2 separate regions of the Homo sapiens genome follow, and region 2 is linked to region 1. A link is an interaction called in ENCODE POLR2A ChIA-PET data of the cell type or tissue named here. Cell type or tissue: Panc1. All regions are shown on one strand. Each heading gives the region's core, and the rest is flanking DNA. Links, peaks and the distances in the headings are about the cores only.

Region 1 (11,917 bases), core at 3,252-8,251:
AAACAGTAATTTTACACTAACAATAATAAGCAAATACATGAAAGGCCAGAAAAAGAATTTTTACAAAATCTTTAGGAATTTCAGTGAGATACAAGCAAATATAAAGACAATTTAATGAAATGAGGAAAATAATTCATGATTTGAATGAGATATTCAACAGAGATCAATATCATAAAAAAGAACAAAACAAAAATCCTAGAGCTGAAGAATTCAGTGAAGGAAATAAAAAAATACAACTAAGAGGGTCAACAACAGATTAGACCAGAAGAAAGAATTTCTGAACTTGAAAATGGGTCTTCTGAAATAATAAAGGAAGGCCAAAAAAAAAAAAAAAAAAAAAAAAGTGAAGAAAGCCTACAGAACTTATTGGATACCAGTAAGTGAACAAATTTTGTTGGTATTATGGGTGTTCCAGAAGGAGAAAACATGGAAAAAGGTGAGGAAAACATATTTCGTGAGACAATAACTGAAAACTTCCCAAGTCTTGGGAGAAAGACAGACATTCAGGCCCAGGAAGCTTGATGAACCCCAAATGGATTAAACCTGAACATATCCTCTCTGAGGCAGATTATACTAAAATTGTCAAGAGTGAAAGACAAATAAAGAATTTTAAAGGCAACAAGATAAAAGTTTTAAGTCACATATATGAAAATCTCCATTAGATTTTTCAGCAGGAATTTTATAGGCCAAGAGAGAATGAGATGATATATTCAAAGTAGTGAAAGAAAAATACTTGGCAGCCACAAACGTTATACCCAGCAAAGCCATTCATCATAAAAGAAGAAAATAAAATCTTTCATAAACAAGCAAAAACTAATGGAAATCATCACCATTAGACCAATTTTTTAAGAAATACCCAAAGGAGTCTTACATCTGGAAATGAAAAAAACAATCACCACCACCATGAAAACATGAGAAACTATAAAACTCAATGGTAGAGCAGAGACACAAAGGAGAAAGGGAAGGAATAAAAACTCATCACTACAGAAAACTAACCAATAGTAAAAACAAACAGTAGGAAAGGAAGTAAGGAACAAAGGATATACAAAAAAACCCTAGAAAACAATCAATAAAATGACAACATTAAGTCGTCACCTATCAGTAATAACCTTGAATATAAATGGATTAAATTCCTCATTTAAAAGATATAGACTGGCTGAATAATAATAATAAAATAAGACCCAACTATATTCTGCCTAAAAGAAACTCACCTCATCTTTAAGGACAATCACACTGAAAGTGAAGGGCTCAAATAAAAAGTATTTCATAAAAACAGAAACTAAAAGCAAGCAGGAGTAGCTATACTTAGACAAAATAGACTTCAAGTCAAAAGCTGTACAAAGAGACAAGAGAGACATTACATAATAATAAAGGGATCAATTCAGCAAGAGAATATAATAATTGTAAATGTATATGTGCCCCAAACTGGAGCACTCAGATATATAGAGTAAATATTATTAGATCTAAAAGGAGAGATAGACTCCAATACAATAACAGTTGAGAACTTCAACACCCCACTCTCAACATTGGATTGATCATCTAGACAGAAAATGAAGAAAGAAATATTAGATATAAACTGCACCATAGATCAAATGGACCTAATAGATATTTTACTAAACATAGAACATTTTACTCAACAGCTGGTAAATACAAATCTTTTTCATCAGCACGTGGAACATTCTTCAGGACTGACTATGTATTAGAACACAAAACAAATCTCAACAAATTTTTAAAAATTGAAAACATATCTACTATCTTCTCAGACCACAATGGAGTAAAACTAGAAATCAATAACAAGATAAACATTCAAAACTATACAAATACATGGAAATTAAATAACAGGCTCCTGAGTGACCAATGGATAGAGAAATTTAAATATTCCTTGAAGTAAATAAAAATAAAAACACAATATACCAAAACTAGAGGACATGGCAAAAGCAGTATTAAGGGGCAAGTTTATAGCAATAAATGTCTACATCAAAAAACTACAAAGATCTCAAATAAACGACCTAAAGATACATCTCAAAGAACTAGAAAAGAAAGAAGAAACTAAACCCCAAATTAGTAGAAGAAAAGAAATCAGAGAAGGAAATATCAGAGCAGAAATTAATAAAATTGAGACTAAGAAAAAAAGTACAAAAATCACTGAAACAAAAAGTTGCGTTTTTTTTTGGAGAAGATAACCAAAAGCAACAAACTATTAGCTAGAGTAAGAAAAAAGAGAGATGATCCAAATAAATAAAATAAATTAAAAGGAGATGTCACAACAGATACCACAGAAATACAAAGAGTTATTAGAGACTACTATGAACAAATACATGACAATAAATTAAAAAAACCAAAAGAAAATAGATAATTTCCTGGACATAAACAATCTACCAAAATTCAACCAAGAAAAAACAGAAAACTCAAACAGGCTAACAACAAGTAACAAGATTGAGTCAGTAACAGAAAATCTCCCAATAAATAAATGTCAAAGACTGGATGGCTTCACTGCTGAATTCTCCTGAATCTTTAAAGAATTAGTATCAATTCTTGTCGAACTATTTCACAAAATGAAGCAGAGAAAATTTTTCTTAACTTATTTTATGAGGCCAGCAAAACCCTGGTACCAAAAGCAGACAAGGACACAACAAAAAAAGGAAACTATAGGCCAGTATTCCTGATAAACACAGACACAAAAATCCTCAACAAAATACTAGTAAATCCAATCCAAGAACACATCAAAAAGATAATACACCATGGTCAAGTGTTATTTATCTCACGAATACAAGGATGGTTCAATATATGCAAATCATTAAATGTCATACATCTCATCAATAGAATGAAGGACTACTAAAAACCATATGATCATCTCAATAGATGCCGAGAAAGCACTTGATAAAATTCTACATCTGTTTATAATAAAAACTTTCAACCAACTAGGCACAGAAGGAACATACCTCAAAATAATAAAGGCCATATATGACAAACTCACAGCTAACATCATACTGAATAGGGAAAAGCTAAAAGATTTTTTTCCAAGAACTGGAAGAAGACAAGTATGTCCACTTTCACCACACTTATTCTACATAGTATTAGAAGTATTAGCCAGAACAATTAGTCAAGAGAAGGACATAAAAGGCATATAAATTGGAATAGCAGGAAATCAATTTGTTCTTGTTTGCAAATTCCATGATCTTATGTAGAGAAAAACCTAAAGACTCTATCAAAAAACAGAATAAAACAAATTCAGTAAAGTTGCAGGATATGAAATCAATATAAAAAAGCAGCATTTCCATACATGAACAATGAACTAGCTGAAAATAAAATCAAGAATGCAATCCCATTTGTAATAGCTACAAAAAATAAAATATCTAGGAATAAATGTAATCAAGGAGGTGAAAGACTTTTACAAAGAAACTGCAAAACACTGAAGAATGAAATAATGAAGATACAAACAAATGGAAAGACATCTCAAGCTCATGGATTATAAGAATTAATATTGTTACAATGACAATACTACCCAAAGTAAACTACAGATTCAATGCTATCCTTACCAAAATGCCCATGATATTCTTCACAGAAATACAAAAAGAAATCCTAAAATTTGTATGAAACCACAAAAGACTCCAAGTAGCCAAACCAATGCTGAGCAAAACAATGAAACAAATAAACAAGCAAGCCAGCCAGCCAAGTTAGAGGAATCACACTACCAGCCTTCAAAATATCTTACAAAGCGGTAGTAACCAAAACAGCATGATACTGGCATAAAAACAGACACACAGACCAATGAAACAGAATAGATAACTCAGAAATTAATTAATGTATCTATGGCTAACTCATTATTGATGAAGGTGCCAATAAGGCACATTGGGAAAAGGACAGTCTCTTCAATAAATGGTGCTGGAAAAACTGAATATCCATATGCAGAAGATTAAAACTAGATTCCTACATCTCAACCTATAAAAAGTCAACTCAAAATAGACAAAAGACCTAAAAGTAAGATCCAAAACAATAAAACTTCTAGAAGAAAACATAAGAGAAATGCTTCAGGACATTAGTTTAGGAAAAGATTTTATAAATAAGACCTTAATAGTTCAGGCACCAAAAGCAAAAACAAACAAATGGGATTATACTAAAGCACAAAGTGTCTGCACAGGCAAAAACAACAACAATCAACAGAATGAAAAGACAACATACATAATGGGAGAAAATATTTGCAAACCATTCATTTGACAAGGGGATAATATCCAGAATATACAAGGAACTCAAACATCTCAGCAGCAAAAAAAAAAAGTTTAAAATGGACAAATGATCTGAACAGACATTTCTCAAAAGACCTAGAAATGACTAACAAACCATGGTTAAAACTAACAAATATGATGTTAAAAAATGTTCAGCATCACTAGTCATCAGGAATATGCAAATCAAAACCACAATGAGGTATCATCTCACCCCAGTTAGGATGGCTATTATCAAAAAGACAAAAAATAACAAATGCTGGCAAGGATGTGGAGAAAAGGGAACTCTTATACACTGTTGGTGGGAATGTAAATTAGTGCAGCCACTATGGAGAACAGTATGGCGATTCCTCAGAAAACTACAAATTGGACTACCATATGATCCAGCAATCCCACTACTGGGCCTTTATCCAAAGGAAAGGAAATCAGTACGTTGAAAATACATCTGCATGTTTATTGCAGTAGCATTCACAATAGCTAACATAAGGAATCACCCTAGATGTCCAACAACAGATGAATGGATAGAGAAAATGTGGTATTTATATACACAATGGAATACTATTAGGCCATAAAAAGAATAAAATCCTGTCACAGCAACTCCCTCCCTCCCTCCCTCCCTTCCTTCTTTCCTTCCTTCCTTTTCTTCCTTTCTTTCTTGTCGCCCAGAGTGGAGTGCAGTGATGTGATCTCGGCTCACTGCAACCTCTGCCTCTCAGGTTCAAGCAATTCTCTTGCCTCAGCCTCCCAAGTAGCTGGGATTACAGGCACTTACCACCATGTATTTTTAGTAGAGATGGGGTTTCACCTTGTTGGCCAGGCTGGTCTCAAACACCTGACCTCAAGTGATCCACTCATCTCAGCCTCCCAAACTGCTGGGATTACAGGTGTGAGCAATAATATATAGTTTCAAATAGCTAGAAGGAGGATATTGAATGTTCCCAACACAAAGAAATGCTAAATATTTGAGATGATGCATATGCTAATTACCCTGATTTGATCACTATACGTGTATGGAAACACCACTTTATACTCCATAAATATGTACAATTATTGTATCAATTAAAAATTAAGTTTAATTTTTAAAAGGTGAATACAGTTAAACTTAGCTTTGTGCATTAGAAATGTACCCACAAAATTGTATGCAACTTAATTTTTTGGTAAATAAAATTGTTTCAGTTGCATTAAAATAATGATCCATTTAAACCTTTCAGTAAATCTTTTTGGTAAAGCAACAAATCTTAGGACAATAAGAATCATCTCTGCATTGAAATTGGCAATGAGATTAGGTATCTTTATGCTTGATTTTGCTTAAAGCAGGACACATCTGTAGAACTGCCTTCCTACAAATTAATTTGACTTGTCTCAATGATGGATTTATAACAGTATCAGATACTGATATTTCCACCCAAACTCTCTAACTTTTACCTCCTTTAAGGTGCTATAATTAATGAAATGTATTTGTTTATAAGCTTCTCACATATTAATAAAAACTTTACAACAAATTGATGCTCTTTGAAAACATTTCTCCCTTGTATTTTGTGGGAAGAAAACAGCAAATAAAGTAGATTTGTCAGTTGACCCAGTAATAGAAAATAGTATGAATAAATTAGAATTGCAGAGATATCTGATGGTTTCTGAAATAAATGATTGAATGAAACCTAAATATTATACTTTTAAAAATACATGTTGATCTGATCTTCATTGTTTTATTAGTAACATAAATAAACTATCATGGTATGCTTAAACAGTTAAATGTTTTTGTCAGCCTGAAAGTTAATAGTTTTCTTTCTTTCTTTCAAGACAGCATTATTAATAACATATTATTTCAAGTTGACTAGCCCTAAAAGGTATCTTATTCTCCAGTCAAGTTTGCATGAACTTTATGGATAGTGCTAACTTGACTGGAGAAATAGGAGATCTTTCAGGCTTATGTTAGTTAACTGATCAACATACTTTGATCACTAATGGTCTTTGAACTGTTTGAATGACAGTGCTCAGTGGAGTGGTTTCACTCATAGGTATAATTTTTACTAATTACAAAGTAGACCTTGGCCTTCAGTGAAAACAATGTCTATATTGATTTAATTTATATTGTAGGAACTGTAACAATAAAATAAGAGTAACATAAGAAGAGACACGGCTATATGATTTTCTTAAACCTTTTGTGGATGAAGGTGAAAAATAAATGAGGCATCTATGTTTACTTAAATGATTAAAAAGTACATTTTGATCAGATGAGGCAATGTATGCTAATGTACTCTTTTTAAACGATAAAGCATTACACAAATGTAAAGCATTGCCACAACCTGAGCCACCTCTAAGCTTCACCTTCCTGTTTTATCAAAGAAGGAGACCATGAGGCTGAGGCAGAGGCCTGGAAAAAGATGGATTCAGTGGCAGATACCTGGTTTTGATTTGGCTTCTTTGATATAGTCTCTTTCCTACTGAAATACTTTACCGTCTCATATCAACTGATATGATAATTTACATATTGTTTACCTAAACAATGTACTCACATGATAGGCTTTCTTTTGGCTGGTAACTGAGCAAAGAGTATTGACAATGAATAATGCCTAATGTGTTGTGTTCTGCAGTATGGAAAACTTTTTCCACTACATTAACCCATAATCCTCTCAAAAGCCATTTGAGGGTGGCATTTTTCATGCCTTTGTAGAAATAAAGAATATTGGAGTTAAATATGATTAACCCAAGATCTCATCCCTAGTAGTGGCAGATCCAAAAATTCAATGCAAAATCATGAGTTCTTTATACCACCCCACACTACAGGTAGTTTTGGCTCATTTCCACCAAGGCAAAATGCTGTTCAATATTTGACTCATCATGAGAACCTTTATAAGGAGATTGAGAAAAACAGAAAAGCAGAAAACTCAATTTGCTCATTTGTAACTCCTATGAATGGAGGGGTAGATTAAAATCTTAGTAATAAGAAAATTTGGATTGTCCACATACTCTTACAATCTGTGAAGCTATATAAACAAATGATTACAATTTATAAAAAACAACTGAATGGTTACTACATGACCAACTTTCCCACAGATAACAATTACAGTGCTGAACAAAATGCAAAAATCAACTATCTGAAGGTACTGCAGAATGGCCAAAACCAAGCAGCAACTGAAGGAAAATCTATACTAGGAAGAAGAGTGAATTTTCTGCTTTTATGACTTTGACAAGCATACACTAGAGTCTATCACATAGATCAGCTAAAACTCATGTTTAGAGCAATCTGGCTCAATGTATCATACATCAGAGTTGGGGTGACAAAGGCACCTTGAAAGTGAGAAGCGGGAAACCTCAGACAGGATTGAGTGAGAACAGAAGCTCCAGATTCTGCATATAAATCGTCCAAATATTTGACTGACCGCTAAATTATGCATGTGTAGTTCAGCTTTTAAGCAACCTAATTAAGAATAAAATAACTGAACACAAATTTCAGCTGCCATGTACCACAGAGAAAATAAGAGTTTTTTGTTTTATTTCATCCAAGCTAACAGGCTGCTAAAACAAAACAAAACAAAAACACTCTTTGGAGGAATATAACAGAATCCAGAGATTCTATTATTTACAATATCCAGGACATAATCCAAAATTACTAGGTATATGAGGAGACAGAAAAATGTGACCTATACTTAAAAGAAAATGCAATCAAGGCAGAATGACTCTAAGATGACCCAGGTTTCAGAATTTGCCTACAAAGAGTTTAAAGCAGCTATTATAACCTTAATCAAATATGTAAAGGAACATAAACTCTTAATAAATGAACACATAGGAAATCTCAGCAGATAAATGAAACTATATAGAAAAAGAACCAAATGGAAATTTCAGAACTAAAAAATACACCATCTGAAATTGCATTTCTGATGGGCTTAGCAGCAGTTTGAAGATGACAGAAGAACCAGTAAACTTGAAGCTGGAACAGTATATATTATCCAATGTGGAAAACAGAGAGAAAAATATCAGGGAAAAAAGAGGCAGAACCTCAAAAATATGTGGGACAATATCAAGAGGTCTAACATTTTAAAAATTGAAGTATTAAAAGGGAAGAAGAGAATGGGCAAAAAATATGTGAAGAAACAATGGCTGAAAATGTTCTAAATTTGGTGAAAGTTATAAATTTACAGATTCAGGAAGCTCAGTAAACCATAATCAAGATAAATACAGACATATACTAATTAAACTACTAAAAACCAAGAACAGAGAGAAAATCTTAAAAGCAGCCAGAGAAAATGGTATATTACATACAAATTAGGTCCAATTTGAGTTATTGCTGACTTCTCATAAGAAATTAGAAAATTGATTATTTTTAGAGTGCTGAGAAGAAAAAAAAAACCAGCAAACTTGTCAACCCAGAACTGTATACCTACTGAAAATATTTATAAAGAATTAAGGTACAATAAAGACATCTGCAGATAAATCTTTAACAAACTTCCAGGTGAAGAGACATGACATGAGACAGGAATGAAGAGCACTGGAAATAAACGTGTGAGTAAATATAAAAGACAATTTTTTCCTCTTATTTCTTTAAAATACTAAAGAATTTTAAAAGAAAATATGAAAAATTTTGTGTGGGGTTTATAACATATAAATGTAATCTGCATAAAAATTGTAACATAAAGCACCAGATAGTTGACAAACGGACCTAGATAATTGCAGGAATCATATGCAAGGGTTTATATGAATTGGTATATTTACTCTAACTGGACTGTGAAAATTTAAGGATGCATATTATATTCCCTAGAGCAATCACGATAGCTAGAAAGCCAATAGATAAAGTGAGATTATAAAATATATTTATTTACTTAAAAGATGTCAAAAAAGGAGGAACAGAGGAACAAAAATCAGATGGTACACATGGAAAACAAATAATAAAATAATAGATTTAAGTCCAAATCATCTGATAATTATATGAAATGTAAATGGACTAAACATTTCAACCAAAAAGCAAGGGATGGGGACAGAATTTCAACTTAAATAGTAATATGAATCAAAGAGATTTTAGGGTAATTACTTTGGTTCTGATCATAAACATTGCTGACTTCTAAACTAATGTATCCATGTAATTCTGCAGGCTCTCAGGTTTCTCAAATGGTTTGAGTGTAGCCTTCCCTTATAGCACAGATACATAATCTTCAGGAAATATCCATAAACTCAACCTTGGAGAATCATGAGTTGGGATCTGAGTGCTTCTTCTCTGAGAGAGGGCTTTGGGATTCATATACAAATTGACCTATCTTTCTATTATCCAGATTTGTATATCATTAAGATTTAATTTGCTATTTGACCTGTTATCTAAATACCTCAAATAATCTCTTACAGGACAAAAAGTCATCCTCTCTAGATCAAGAAAAAAAAAGCTGTATCACACTACAATAGTACTATGATTTATAAGTTCCTTGATAGCTGCCTTTCTTTCAGTAAGACTGAAAGCCCTGTCTTGTTCTTTTTTGTCTCTCCAGCAAATTAACCCAGTGCCTGGCATGTAGTGAACAAGTAAATATTTATTGAGCAACTAATACAACATGATCCCTAACCCTAGATGTAATTTGCAACTTGTTGGATACATTCACCTGTATACTTTTTAATTTTTAGAATTAATTTTAGTGATATATATATCTTATGTAATAGTTTCTTATTTTAACTATACAGTCTGATGAAAAAAGTATATACCCACATAACTACACCACAATCAAGATATATAATATTTCCATCGCCCACTTCCCCTACAAATTCTCTGTTTTTCATCATCAATCTTTATCACCACAATCCCTCCTACAACCCAACTAACAGGTTCTAGACCACTGATTTAGGTTGTGTCACTTTATATTAGTTTGCATTTTCCAGAATTTTATATACATGGGATCATATAGTATGTACTCATTTGTGTTTGCCTTGTACACAACATAGTTTTTGCGATTTATGCACATTGCTACATGTATTAGTAGCTTGCTCCTTTTAGTTGAATGCTAGTCCATTGTTTCACTATACTACACTGTATCCGTCTGTTGATGAATATTTGGATTGTTTCCAGTTTGGGGCTATTATTAACAAAACTGCTATGCACATTTGTAAACAATCCTTGCTTGGACATATGTTTTCACTTTTTCTTGTGCAGATACCTAGGAGTAGAATGGGTAGATCATTAAGGTAGGCATATGATTACAATAAACTGCCAAATTGTTTTACAAAGTGGTTTTACCATTTTACACTTCCACCAGCAGTGTATGAATTCCAGTTGTTCCATTTTTTTATTTGTTTGAGACAGTGTCCTATGCTGTTGTCCAGGCTGAGTGCAGTGCCCAGCTCACTGCGGCCTCAAACTAACTAGGAGGCTCAAGTGATCCTTCCACCTTAGCCTTCTGAGTAGCTGGGACTACAGGCATATGCCACTATGCCAGGCTAATTTTTTATTTTTTGTAGAGGTGGGTGTCTCCCTATGTTGCCCAGGCTGGTCTTGAACTCCTGGCCTCAAGCGATCCCTCCACCCCATTCCGCCTGGGCCTCCCTAAGTGTTGGAATCAGGTGTCAGCCACTCTGCCGGGCCAAGTTGCTCTATATCTTCAGTAACATTTGGGATTGTCTTTTTTTTTTTTTCTTTAATTTTAAGTCATTCTAGTGGTTAGGCGGTGGTATGTCACATTAAAATTCACATGCCCAAACCTCTGAATCCCCATTTACAAGAATCCCTATCTTACACGCTAACACTTTGGATTTTCACTTAAAAAAATTAATGATATCATGCTCAAAAAATTAATGATAAAGCAACAACAGACCACTAAGTATTTATCATTCTCCTAACTTCAGAGAGTAAGCTTCATGAGGCTAAGACCTATCTTGTTTTTCTTACATTTCTAGTATCTAGCACAATGCCTGGTGCATAGTATGTACCTTTATTAGTTATTTGTTGCTGTGTAATAAATTACTCCAAATCTTAGCAGCTTAAAGCAACAAACATTTACTGTCTCACATAATTTCTGAGGGGCAAGAGTGGGGAGCAGCTTAGCTGAGTGGTCCTGAGTCTGAGGCTATCATGAGGTTTTAGTCAAGCTATCAGCTGGTGCTGCAGTCACTTGAAGGCTTGACAAGGGCTGGAGAACTGGCTTCCAAGATGGCTCACTCACATGACTACTGCCAAGAATCGTCAGTCCCTTGCTAGTTGTTGTCAGCAGTCTGCAATTCTTTGGCATGTGGAGCTCTAGATTTGCTCAACATGGCAGCTGGCTTCCCCAAAGTGAGTGATTCGAGAAAGAAAAAGTTGGTTACATAGACCAACCAGGAGATGGTGGATGTTGTCCCTAACTTCCTGGAGGCTGGCTAATAAAGTGCATAATTAATATTTATTGATTAAAGTAATGTGTGTCTGATACTGTACTAAGCATTTTACATATGTCATTTCATTTAATCCAGATAACAATCCCATGAATCATCCTCATTTGAGATATGATAAAACTGAGGCTTATACAAGTTAAGTAAACTGTCAATTTCTACGAAGCTAGTGGCATAACAAGAGTTCAAACACAGATCTCTTTAGCTCAAAGGCTGTGAAAACATGGTTCACAGTACAAATGAATAAAAGAATTACATTATTCTAAGAATAAAGTGATTTAGGTGGTCTTTTTAAACTTTGTTTAAATTGAGTCAAACTCATTTGTATGTGGCGGAAGAAACTAGATGTT
Region 2 (11,917 bases), core at 3,175-8,174, 52 kb before region 1:
AAGAGTGTTTTCTTCCAATGAAATCCTGTTTCAATGCAATTTACGTAGTAGTGCTTGCCTGCCCACCCACTGTTCTGCTCCTAGAAGGGTGAAGTGCAGGGGTGGAAATGCTTTTAAGTGTGAAGGTCTGCTCAGCATTCAGCTCATCCTTCAAAGGAAACTTTTCAATTTCCCCTCCGGAGAAAGCGTCTGAAAACAGAAGTGGTCTGCTCTGCCCTCTAGCGGTGGCCCTGTGGCAGAACACTTTTAAAGATTGTCTTTGGAACTGCTATGTCAACGCTCTCCAGAGTGGTATTGGAATGCCAGTCTGTATAATAACCTGTATATTACCCAGTTATTATTTCAGCTTTTCGCCACTGTTTTCTGTAAGGGAGTCCTTTGCTCAAGGGTCTGTAGTTATATTCAGCAAGAACACCTCCCCAGAAGGAGGTTTGTGTGTTGAAGAACAGAGTCCTCAGCACTAGAAATCTCGGAGGGGTTCCTGGCAGCATCCCACAGGCCGCTTGAAATGTGTTTTTTTCTTTCATACTCCAGATCAAGGGTGTCCAATCTTTTGGCTTCCCTGGGCCACATTGGAAGAAGAATTGTCTTGGGCTACACATAAAAGATACTACACTCACGCCTGTAATCCCAGCACTTTGGGAGGCCGAGGCGGGCGTATCACGAAGTCAGGAGATCGAGACCATCCTGGCTAACGTGGTGAAACCCCGTCTCTACTAAAAATGCAAAAAAAATTAGCTGGGCGTGGTGGCGGGCGCCTGTAGTCCCAGCTACTGGGGAGGCCGAGGCAGGAGAATGGCATGAACCTGGGAGGCGGAGCTTGCAGTGAGTCGAGATCGCGCCACTGCACTCCGGCCTGGGCAACAGAGCAAGATTCCGTCTCAAAAACAAAACAAAACAAAACAAAACAAAACAAAACAAAACAAAACAATAAAACCACTACACTAATGATAGCTGATGAGCTAAAAATAAATAAATAAATAAATAATTTCATAATGTTTTAAGAAAGTTTACGAATTTGTGTTGGGCTGCATTCAAAGCCGTCCTGGTCTGCATGTGGCCTGCAGGCCGGGGACTGGACAGGCTTGCTCTAGATATTTTTCCTTACGGTACTGGAGCATTTGGGGAGATCAGGGCTGAGTAAGGCTCTAGGCATTACAGTCCCTCAGGGTTCATATTAAAATAAAATTCTACAATAATGACCCAATGTGGCCCAATACAGCTGACCCACAGTACATTATGAGGTATTTAATCAACTCTCTTTGGCTTAAAGAAAATATTTTTGTTTCTGAGTTTTATCGTGGTTGATAGTGGTGGTGTAGCAATTTGCTTATTTGTTTGCTGGGCTTTTTAATCAATCATGACGATAGAAAGCTGTTGTTGGGGCTTAAGGGAAGAAATGACAACCTAATCTGAAATGTCACCAAAGCCAGCAACTGTGGGGAACCTACCAAATAAAATCTGTTGATAAGATAAAAGGCTATTCGGATTCTGATCTGACAACCTTTTTTTTTTTTCTTTTTTTTCTTTTTTTTTTTTAGATAGGGGCTATGTGATGCGGAAGGTAAGGGAAGGTAGAGAAAAGTGTATAATATCTGCAAAAAGATCATTCCCATTGCCTGTATACACCACTGTTTCGTATGGACTGCATTTTTGCTGGCAAACTGCAAACACTTTCTCCAAACTGCAGACACATTTTGAGTCCCAACAATGTGCATGGTTCACAAAGCAATTTGTAGTCATGGTTTCTTTTACAAAATGATGATGTTTAAGAACATCTTGTAATTAGGTCAAAGGAAAACAGTGTTTATTCTATGAGCTGAGGATAGGCTGCAAGTCTGAGTTCTAATTAACACAGTGGTTGATTCACTAATGCCAAGTGTCTGTTGTTAATGAAGACATGAAAGCAGTCCCGCAGGTAACATTTTGTAAGGGGCTTCTTTACAGCAGCAGTTCACTTGGGCAAACAATGACAGCAATCCACACCCTCATCCAGTCTAATGAAATGCGTAGCTATTTACTGGATTCTTTTTACCTCAAACCCACTTGGGAGAAAATAGAGATTTTTCCCAATAAATGTGTACGGTAAGGCCTTTGGAAATATGCAAGTATTCATAGCTACAAGTATTAAACCATGCACTTTGAGCCAGTACGAATAGCAGCAAGGCTTAAGAGAGAAGGCTTTTTAAAAAATTTTTTTTATTTTTTATTTTTTTTCTAATGCTAGATCACAATGGACTTCATCAGAGCCCTGGAGAGCTAGAGTCAGAATAGGCCAAAGCAGGAACTCTTGCTCCACATTATGCTTTCTTTTTGCAGCATTAAGGCTTTGGCTGAAATGCTAATGATGAAAACAATCTCCTTGGGAACCTGTAGGTTTCCACCTTGTCCCAGGCCTGGAGAGATTAAAATGTTATGACAGTTGTGAAGTCCCTTTCTGGCAAAGCTCCATGATCTTGTGAAAAGTGTCAAAGGAGATGAATGAAAACAAAGAACTTCACCTGACCTCCAAGTGGAAGGCTGAAATAAAAAGTTAACCCTAGTCACTCCACTGTGGCAGAAATGTTACATATTCCTGCTGCCAAAATTCCTCAGTCCACTCTTGAAAACACAACAAACACATTCTCTCTCTCTCTCTCTAACTTCTTTTAGTCTTTCTGCAGAGCATGTTTTCTTTCTGGTGTTTCTTTATATGGGAGACAGGTAAAGGAGAGAAAGGATTGTTTAAGTGGATGAACCAGGCTGTATTTAAGAATTTTAGGCCAGGAAGGATGGCTCATGCCTGTAATCCCAGCATTTTGGGAGGCCGAGGTGGGCGATCGCCTGAGGTCAGGAGTTTGAGACCAGCCTGGCTAACATGGTGAAACCCTGTCTCTACTAAAAATACAAAAAAAGTAGCTGGGCGTGGTGGTGGGCGCCTGTAATGCCAGCTACTTGGGAGGCTGAGGTAGGAGAATCAATTGAACCTGGGAGGCAGAGGTTGCAATGAGCTGAGATCGTGCCATTGCACTCCAGCCTGGGTGACAAAAGCAAAACTCCATCTCAAAAAAAGAATTTTAATCCTCTTGCCAAAGGCATATGTCTAGATATCACATGGCTCTGACATCAGTAAGTTTATTATTTAAAATTTAAGAAAAAAAAATATATATATTTTTAGAAATAGAGATGGGGCCTCGCTATGTTGCCCAGGCTGGTCTTGGACTCCTGGGTGATTCTACTGCCTTGGCTTCCCAAAGTGCTGGGATTACAGATGGGAACCACTGTGACTGGATGATTAGTAAATTTAGACATGAACCCAAACTAAACCCACTCTCAGCTCCTACCTTTCCCTGTTGTCCAGAGCTGCCTGCACTCATTCCTTCCTCCCTTTACTGGCATCTGTTACCTTTCTACTCTTGAAGGAAAGCTTACTTCGCGATAATTTTCCTTCTCCATCTGTTTCTCTTGGCTCTGCAACTCATAAGACAGGATTGGAGAAAATATCACATGGATCACATAGTTTTGCATTTCAGAGACTCTAATGCAGTCATCTGGTGCTAGTCAAAGAATCTCAAAAGATCCACTTCCTCCTGAGTCTTCAATCTTGATGTGAGATAAGGGAAGGTCAAATGTGGTTTCCACTTTTAAAATATGGGTTACTGAGGCTGAAAATCTGAAAAAAGCCAGCTCCAAGCATTTGCTATCTTCACCATTTTTTTTCTCTACTCTCCCTTCAATTACTTTTCCTTCCTTGCTATTTCAATGCAGAATTTTCCGTGAGGAAGTTCCCAGCCCTTCCACCTTCCACCCCTTTAGCAGATCACCAGTAGGTTCCTGTATTGCAACAAGGGATATTTGAAGGTTTTACTTCCTAGCAGTGATAAGCTGGTGGGTGAGGGCCTTCTCAGTTCCCTAGGATCATGCCCCAGCAGAGACTACCTCGAGGTGAATGTGGTCAAGTTTTCCCTGGAAAAGGCAGTCATTCCAAAAGCCTGTTCTGGGACTTGGCTCAGTCACTAGCACAACCTGCAAAGTGTGGATTTTTTTTTTTTTTTTTTTAACAATAGACTGACAACGGTTACTGGTATGAAATTTCTTTCCCTTCATTTGCTTTTCACCTCAGAGTGATTTCTTTTTGCTTTAATCAAGCAGCTACTGTGTTCTTGAAATACAACTTTTTTTTAAAATGCAATTTTTTTTTTCAGATTGTGTCAAAGGATGGAACAAACCTGGAAGAGGTAAAATCTGGGTCCCTGTTTTTTATCTGCCACTTGAGAGCTGTGTGAACTTGAGCAAGTCATATCCATTCCTTCTTCAAACATGAGAGTGCCTGGTATATGCCAGGCACTGGGACACAATGATGAGGAGGCATAGGAAATTGACCCAAGAAATTGGCCATTACACTTGCTCTAAAGATTTGGCCAAGATACCCAAGAGCAGAGAGGAGAAAACCTCTAAGTCTGCTTGGAGGATGGGGAGGATCTTTTATAAAACAGGTAGAAAAACGTTGGCTCTGGTGCTGTGAAATACTTTGTCAACTGCACTAGAACACAGAGCTTTTTAAGAGCACTTTATTGGTTTGAAAATTATACAGTTCATTTGTATTAGTGATGATACTTACAACTTGATCATGCAAATGTGAATTTCAAAGTCTAAAGTTAACAAATATCTCTATCTACCTCCCAAAGAATAGAAAGACTTTAGAACACTCTAAGCCAATAATCTCTTCCATTTTGTTTTAATTCCATCCTATTGTATAATCACAAAATCAATCACTATCATGATGTTGCTGCTTATAATCAAGATCTATTTAGATTTATTTACATTTTACTAATATCCTTGCCTACTATACCTTTCTGCATCTCACTCCTTCCTTTTTTTTTTTTGAGAAAGAGTCTCACTCTGTCACCCAAGCTGGAGTGCAGTGGCACGATCTCGGCTCACTGCAACCTCCACCTCCCGGGTTCAAGCAATTCTTCTGCCTCAGCCTCCCGAGTAGCTGGGACTACAGACGCGCACCACCACGCCCTGCTAATTTTTGTATTTACTTTAGTAGAGATGGGGTTTCACCATATTTGTCAGTCTGGTCTCAAACTCCTGACCTTGTGATCTGCCTGCCTTGGCCTCCCAAAGTGCTGGGATTACAGGCGTGAGCCACCACGCCCGGTTTCACTCCTTCCTTCTGAGTTCAACTTTGTTTTTCCTGAATTGCATCCACTAGTAGGGTCCTTTAGGGGTGTACTCTCAATTATTATTATTTTAATGATGGTTTAGTTGGACTAGAACTTTAGTCAAGATCTATTTAGATTTATTTACATTTTACTAATTTCCTTGCCTACTCTACCTTTCTGCATCTCACTCCTTCCTTCTGAGGTCAGCCTTGTTCTTCCTGAATTGCATCTACTAGTAGGGTCCTTTAGGGGTGCACTCTCAATTGTTATTATTATTTAATGATGGTTTAGTTGGGCATAGAACTTTAGTTTGATAACTATGCATCTCAAAGATATTAGTACACTTACAGTGTTGCTTATATCAATGTAATTATTGTTCATTTTGGTTAACTGACTTTTTGCTTATGAAGATCTTTGTCTTTGACATTTTGTTGTTTCATTACATTTTGTTTTGTTGTTGACACTAGGAATGAACTTATTTTTATTTTTCTTGATCAGGACTTTTTAAACTTTGTGAATCAGACAATTTATGTTTCAAAAATTTTAGACAATTTAGTCATTGCATCTTCAAATTTTGCCTCTTCCTCATTTTTTCCATGTTTTCCTTCTGGAACTTTTACTGGACATCTTTTCATTTTATCCTCTACATCTCTCCCTTTTTATTCATGTTTTTTGTCTCAATCTCTTTGGAATTCATGCTCAGAGCTATCTTCCAGTTTGCTAATGCTTACTCCAGTTGCATATTCCAACTAATGCTATTCCAGCTAATGTTATCTTCCAGCTTCCTTTGCTCTTTCTAATGCGTCAATTAAGTTTTCAGCTTCAATGAATATACTTTTCTTTTCTAAGCACTGTGTTTGTTTATTCCGTCAACTTTGCAGTTGCATTTTTCTCCTTTTTTTTTTTATTGTGTTACGTCTTTAATCATTCTAAAGATACCTGTTTTATTGCCTATGTCTGACTCACCGGAAATTCCTAGGTATCCAGTCATGCTGTTTGTGGTATCTGCTGCCTCTTGCTCCTGGTAGCTTGAGTGTTTCATAAATATAGATTGCGAATTTATCAACACTGAGCCTTTAACTGTGAGGATCCTGTGAGGCCTGGATCGAAGGTGTGATTCTGCAGCAAAGTTTTACAACTGCCTCCGTCGAATGCCCCATGGGTAGAAAACCAGGCTTCATTTTTACATGAATTGCTTGATTGAGAGTTCTTGAGCTATAAAAGATAAGCCCTGAATCCACGTGGGGGCAGGTCTTGATCAGGAACACTCAGGGCAGACTTTCTTTTTCCTCACTCAGAACCCAGACTGAAATAAACAAAATACCTTGTCATCTCCCTGTCAGTGGGTGGATTTATTTAAGGACCTCTCTATTACTGAAAATAGAGTCCTTCAAGAGTCCCCTACTGGTGTTTCAGTTCCAGCTCCCAGCCTTATATATGTGTGGAGCCAGGACCTCATCTGCCATCTCCACGCATGCATTGGCTCTGAGCTAGTGCGATGGCGCCCCCTTCCTGTCTCCCACTTCCCTCCCAGGACAACCGCAGGCTTCCTGTCTCTGTACTGCTCTGGTTTGTGACCTGTTTCAATTTTAGCTCCTGAACATTTCTTGTACTATCTTATAAAGTCAGTGCTTTTAAAAGTATGTTTTGTATATTTTTTTCCAACATTTCTAGATGTTTTATAATGGAGGCTCTACATTTTTCTATATTGTTAGAAATGTAAACTCTTATATATACTTTTACGAATAGATCCCAAAGAAGTTTTTAACTTGGTGAAATCATCTTGTTATGTGAAAATGTGGCCATCATAGCTGGCTAACATGCTAAAGAGGATTAGCCTTGGTGAACATGCTACTAACTCAAAAAGTTATAATAGGGTGCTTGAGATAATACAGGGGAAAGGTAATGCCTTTTGAGGGACTAGATAGTCAAGCAGAATATCGTAAACTGAAGGAATCTTGGAGATTAATGTATTCATTCATTCATTCATTCATTCATTCATTCATCAGTTACCTGATGCATGCCTATGACCCAGAAACTGTTGGGTAACATGCAGTTTCTTCTCATCAAGATCATCTTCTGTAGCACACGGTGAATAATAAACAGATGATTAAGTAACATAGTTATAGACGGTGATAAAAGCTGCACACTTTTAAGATGAAGACTGGGAGGCATCAGCCTCCATGAAGAAGTAACAGTTGAGCTGAACCCTAAATCATGAGAAAGAGTTAGCCATGAGAAGAGGAGGAAGCAGCACCTAGACGGAAAGGCAATGTGATTCGGTTGGCGGGCGGAAAGCACAGGAAACCCCAGTGAGAAACCAGAGCAGACAGAGGGTTCTGAGAACACAGAAACCAGCTTAGCCAGAGTTGGCCCTGGTGGGACTCTGATTATACCTTCTGTATTCTCCAGTCCTCACCCATCACATACCACTAATGCCCTTGACAGCTGTCCTATTCAGCCTTGTCTTTAAGCAAGCTGTTATCTACCACATCAAATACCTCCAAGTGCCCACATGAGCCATAAGAAGACCTAGAACACCTGCTTCTGGGGTATTTTAGACATCTTGCTCCAAATCCATAGAGCCTCTGCAATTAATGAAATTATCTAGGAGTTCTTGCACCTGTTGTTTTTATGTAATTCTGTCTGTGCTCACTCGAATAACTACTAATTATGTTCTAGCATAATAAATAAAAATTTGCTGTTATGGTTTTAGAAAACAAAGAAAGTGCTTGATATTTAAAAAGTGCTTTTTATTAGAAAAATCTCTATACTAAATTGTCAAATTTTCATATCTTTTTGTTATATAGGGAGCTATCTATACAGCCCTGCTCAAGTTGACAAGTATATATACATGTATGTATACATATATGTATTTATACGAGCCTTAAAAGAAGAAAACAAATTTTATTGTCTTCCTTCTAATATTACTGATGAGTAACTGCATCCTCTCAATAGTTTGAAAACTATTGTTTACTTGATTTCACTTTATTTTCATAATAATCATGGGAGGTTAATAGTATTATTTCCCTTCTTTACCAGAAAAGGAAATCAGTTTCCTTTTATGACAATGGTGAAGCAACATAAAATATTACTGAGAATAGATTAAGGATAAAATGTGCATGTTAAGAGTTAAATGTTCGTCTCTGTTCTAAGCCAATAACACCAACATTTGCATCTCAATTTGTGTGAATTGGGTATTTTAAATAGCTATGTAATTTCCTACCATTATTAGTAGAAAAGCTGTTGTGCATGCTTTCTTTTAAAATAAACATGCATTGACCAAAATCTGTTATCGAATACAATATCAAAATCAACATTTCAATTTTTATACATTTTCTTTATCTTATTGTTTTGAAGGCCTTTCTATAGGAAGCCAGAGTCTTGTGAACACTAGGATGAGATAGATTTCTGAGACATTAATCACATCAGATGGAGTTATTTTCATTAATCCTTTGTAGAGCAACTGAAAATAGACCTGGAAATGAGTGTTGAAAATGTAAAGCTTAGACATGAGAAGCATTCAGTAGGAGGAGAGTCCTGGCATAGTTGTGTTTTCCCAGGGCACTGTCTTAATTTAATCTTAGTGCCACAAATGGAGTGGCTCTTTGAAATATTAGGATTTGTCAAGTGACTTTTCTCAGTAATGGTGTTGCCTCTGCCCATCTGTCAAACTCTTTTCAACACATGTTTAAAGGCAAATTAGAACACAAATGCAGAACTGAAAAGCATTCTGATATATGTACATTGCATTTCGGGTGTTGTTTTACTTGCTCTAGTTAAGTCTCTTCAGTTCTTGATGATAACATACTTGGCCCATGCTAGCTGCCTATAAAACACATCAATAGGAAGATAAACTGTTATAGAATCACACACATGTGATTTCTAACCATCCCAATCATTCCTATCCTTCAAAATCCCGGTTATTGCCACATTCCTACTTGACTGTACAAAATTTTTGACAGGTTGTATATCAAGTGCTTTATATGTAACATCCATCAAACCTTTACAATTACCCAGTGAACCTGCTACCTTGATTAACCTTTTTTTTTTTTTTTTTTTTTTTAAACAGATAAGGAAACAGAGGTGTGCAGAAGTTAACTACCTTATCCAAGGCCATACAGTCAGGAAGGAATGGGGCAGGATTTGAACCCAGGCAGTTTCACCCCAGGGCCGGAGTGTTTAGTCACCAATAAATGGAATGTTGTTTGCAGATTACGTGCAGAACATGATGCTGGGCATGTCCTCAGAAATCTCATATTCTAGTCAGGAAGTAAGTCACCAGTCTAGGAGGAGGAGGCAGGATGCAAAGTCCAAAACCCTTTGCCTACTCCTCATGGCCCTTTATTTTGGGATTCAATTTATTTTTCTTACCTAACTGCCTACCACGTACCATTTTCCTGCTTGAACTCTGGACTCATTGTGAGGTGTCTAGAGAAACCCTCACCTTCACAGCTCCATGCCTTTGTTTACTTGATGATAATACGTTCTTCTCCATCCCCTACACAAATCTGCTTTTCTCTAGGTGAATCCTAACTACTCTCCACGAAGCTCTTCTTTCACTTGAACTCATAACATTTCTTCCCTCCTTTTTCAGTAACCATATATGCTAGGTATTATTTCATGTGCTTTACATCTATCCCTGATGCAAGCCTCAAGTTTACCTAGAAGAGGATACTAGGGAGAAAGAATGGAAAATACAGAGGCCTCAAGTCTGGAGTGTACTAAGCATGTACCAAACCATAGGGAGGTCAGCAGCATTTAGGAGATATTTTTTAGCTCCCACTGGGCAAAAATGAGCTATGTGGGTGCTCAAGGCCAGCAATCTATTTCTCCAAGCTGTCTTTGATGGCTCTACACTCAGGCTTGCCTAGTGGAGTGGCTGTCTTAGTCCATTTGGGCTGCTGTAACAACATACTGAAAACTGGGTGGCTTATAAATAACAGAAATTTATTTCTTATAGTTCTAGAGAATGGGAAGACAATGCTCAACCAGTTTGGTGTCTGGTGAGGGCTCACTTTCAGGTTCATGAATGGCACCTTCTCACTGTGTCCTCACATGGTGGAAGGGGAAAGGCAGATGTCAGGGGTCTCTTTTATAAGGGCATTAATCCCATTCAAGAGGCAGAGCCTTCAGTCACTTTCCAAAGACCCTACATCCTAATGCAATTACCTTGGGGGTTAGGATTTCAACATATAAATTTTGGGAGGACACAGACATTGAGACAACAGCAGTGGTTCTTTGGAATCCTATCACTCTAGTTTTTCAATATCATATGTAACAAAAACTGGGCACAGCTATCATCTAGTAACAAAGCCTTGAAATATATAAAACAATATTTTCAGAACTAAAATGAGAAATAGACAAATCCATAATCATAAGGGGAGATTTTGGCACTCCTCTTTTAGTAAAGAATATAAATAGAATGAATAGACCAAAAAATAGTAAAAACATAAGGGTTTGAAGAACATGATTAACAAACTTGATCTAATTGATACACGCATGTTGAAAACTGATACCCAACAAGAGCAGACTAGAATTTTTTTTCAAGTACATGTTCTATAGAATTTTATTTAAAAATTTGACCATATGCTTGACCATAAAGGAAGCCTTAACAAAGATTAAGAAACTGAAATAATATGGAATATGCTTTCTGACCACATATAATTAAACGAGCAATAAATAACAAAAATGCCATACTAAAACCTCCCAGTTTTAGAAGTTAATAATGTACTACTAAATGATTCAATAGGTCAAACCAAAATCACAATAGGAATGAGAAGACATTTTATATTTAATATATTAAAAATGTAACATATCAAAATGGGTGGGCTGAATCCGAGTCTATGATTCAAGGGAAATTTATAGGCTTAAATAAAGCATTAGGGAAATAGAATCATGTAAGTATCCATTTCAAGAAGTTTGAAAAAGAAAAGCAAATTTTAACTCAAAAAAAGTAAATTAGGTAAATTATAAACAACAAACTAGAAACCAATGGAAAAAATACAAATACATGTATAATGAGGTTTAACAAATCCAAAGGTTGTATCTTTTTTTTTAAGAGCCTTAAATTGACAAACATCTGGCCAGTTTGATCAAGAAGAGAGAGTGAGAATGTGCAAATAAATAATTTCAAGAATGAAAACTCATTTAAAAAAATCCTAAGAGGTCTATGTGACTTTTATGTCAGTAATTTTGAAAATTTAGATAAAATAGACAAATTCATAGAGAATCTCAATGTGCCAAAATCAGAGTGTTGGAAATAGAAGGATTTGAATAGTTTTATATCTATTAAAGAAATTGAGTCCATAACTAAAAATTTTCCCATCCTAGATGCTTCCCTAGTGAAGTTTACCAAATATTTAAAGAAGTAATCATATCAAATTTATAAAAACTTTTCCAGAAAGTTAAAAAAGAACAAGTACTTCCCAAATAATTTTGTAAGACCAACATATCCTTGATTCTCAAACCTGACAAGAACATACAAGAAAAAAATAACAAGTCACTGTCTCTTGTGAACATATAAGCAAAAACTCTAAAATAAATAAATAAAAGAATCAAATCCAGTGTTACACAAAAAGAATAATGCATCATGACCAAAGTGGGTTTATTTCAGATATGTAAGATTGTTTTTAGATTAAAAAATCAATATAATTTACTGCAGTAACAGAATTTAAAAATCATATGACCATCTTGATAGATGCAGTAAAAATTTTTTATAAAACTCAAGATTCATTTATTAAAAAAACTCTTGCCTTCACAAAGAT

Evidence for each region. ChIA-PET counts read pairs that join two places held together with the same protein. Peaks named below come from ENCODE experiments on the same cell type or tissue, not always from the same donor. Only the 100,000 strongest peaks of a DNase experiment are listed, where the experiment ranks them.
Region 2: POLR2A ChIA-PET joins it to region 1 with 12 read pairs; 16 of 35 experiments call an interaction of 5 or more read pairs at or near these places.

Annotation. Positions count from the first base shown.
Region 1 is chr6:53,780,829-53,792,745 of GRCh38, forward strand. The region is part of intron 2 of LOC124901333 (a long non-coding RNA gene); the gene reads right to left. Among named protein-coding and RNA genes, the nearest start is that of LRRC1, 8.2 kb to the right of the region's middle. In Panc1, for the core only: no CTCF peak of the experiment used is centred there; no DNase peak of the experiment used is centred there.
Region 2 is chr6:53,728,556-53,740,472 of GRCh38, forward strand. All of the region lies in intron 1 of LOC124901334 (a long non-coding RNA gene), which reads left to right. It overlaps LOC124901333 (a long non-coding RNA gene), which reads right to left. Exons shown (of 5, transcript XR_007059619.1): 5 at 10,927-11,917. Among named protein-coding and RNA genes, the nearest start is that of LRRC1, 60 kb to the right of the region's middle. RefSeq lists enhancers at 1,679-2,196, 5,648-6,847. In Panc1, for the core only: CTCF peaks have their summits at 6,654 and 6,893; DNase peaks (open chromatin) are centred at 6,146 and 6,616; H3K4me3 peaks cover 362 bases; H3K27ac peaks cover 4,817 bases.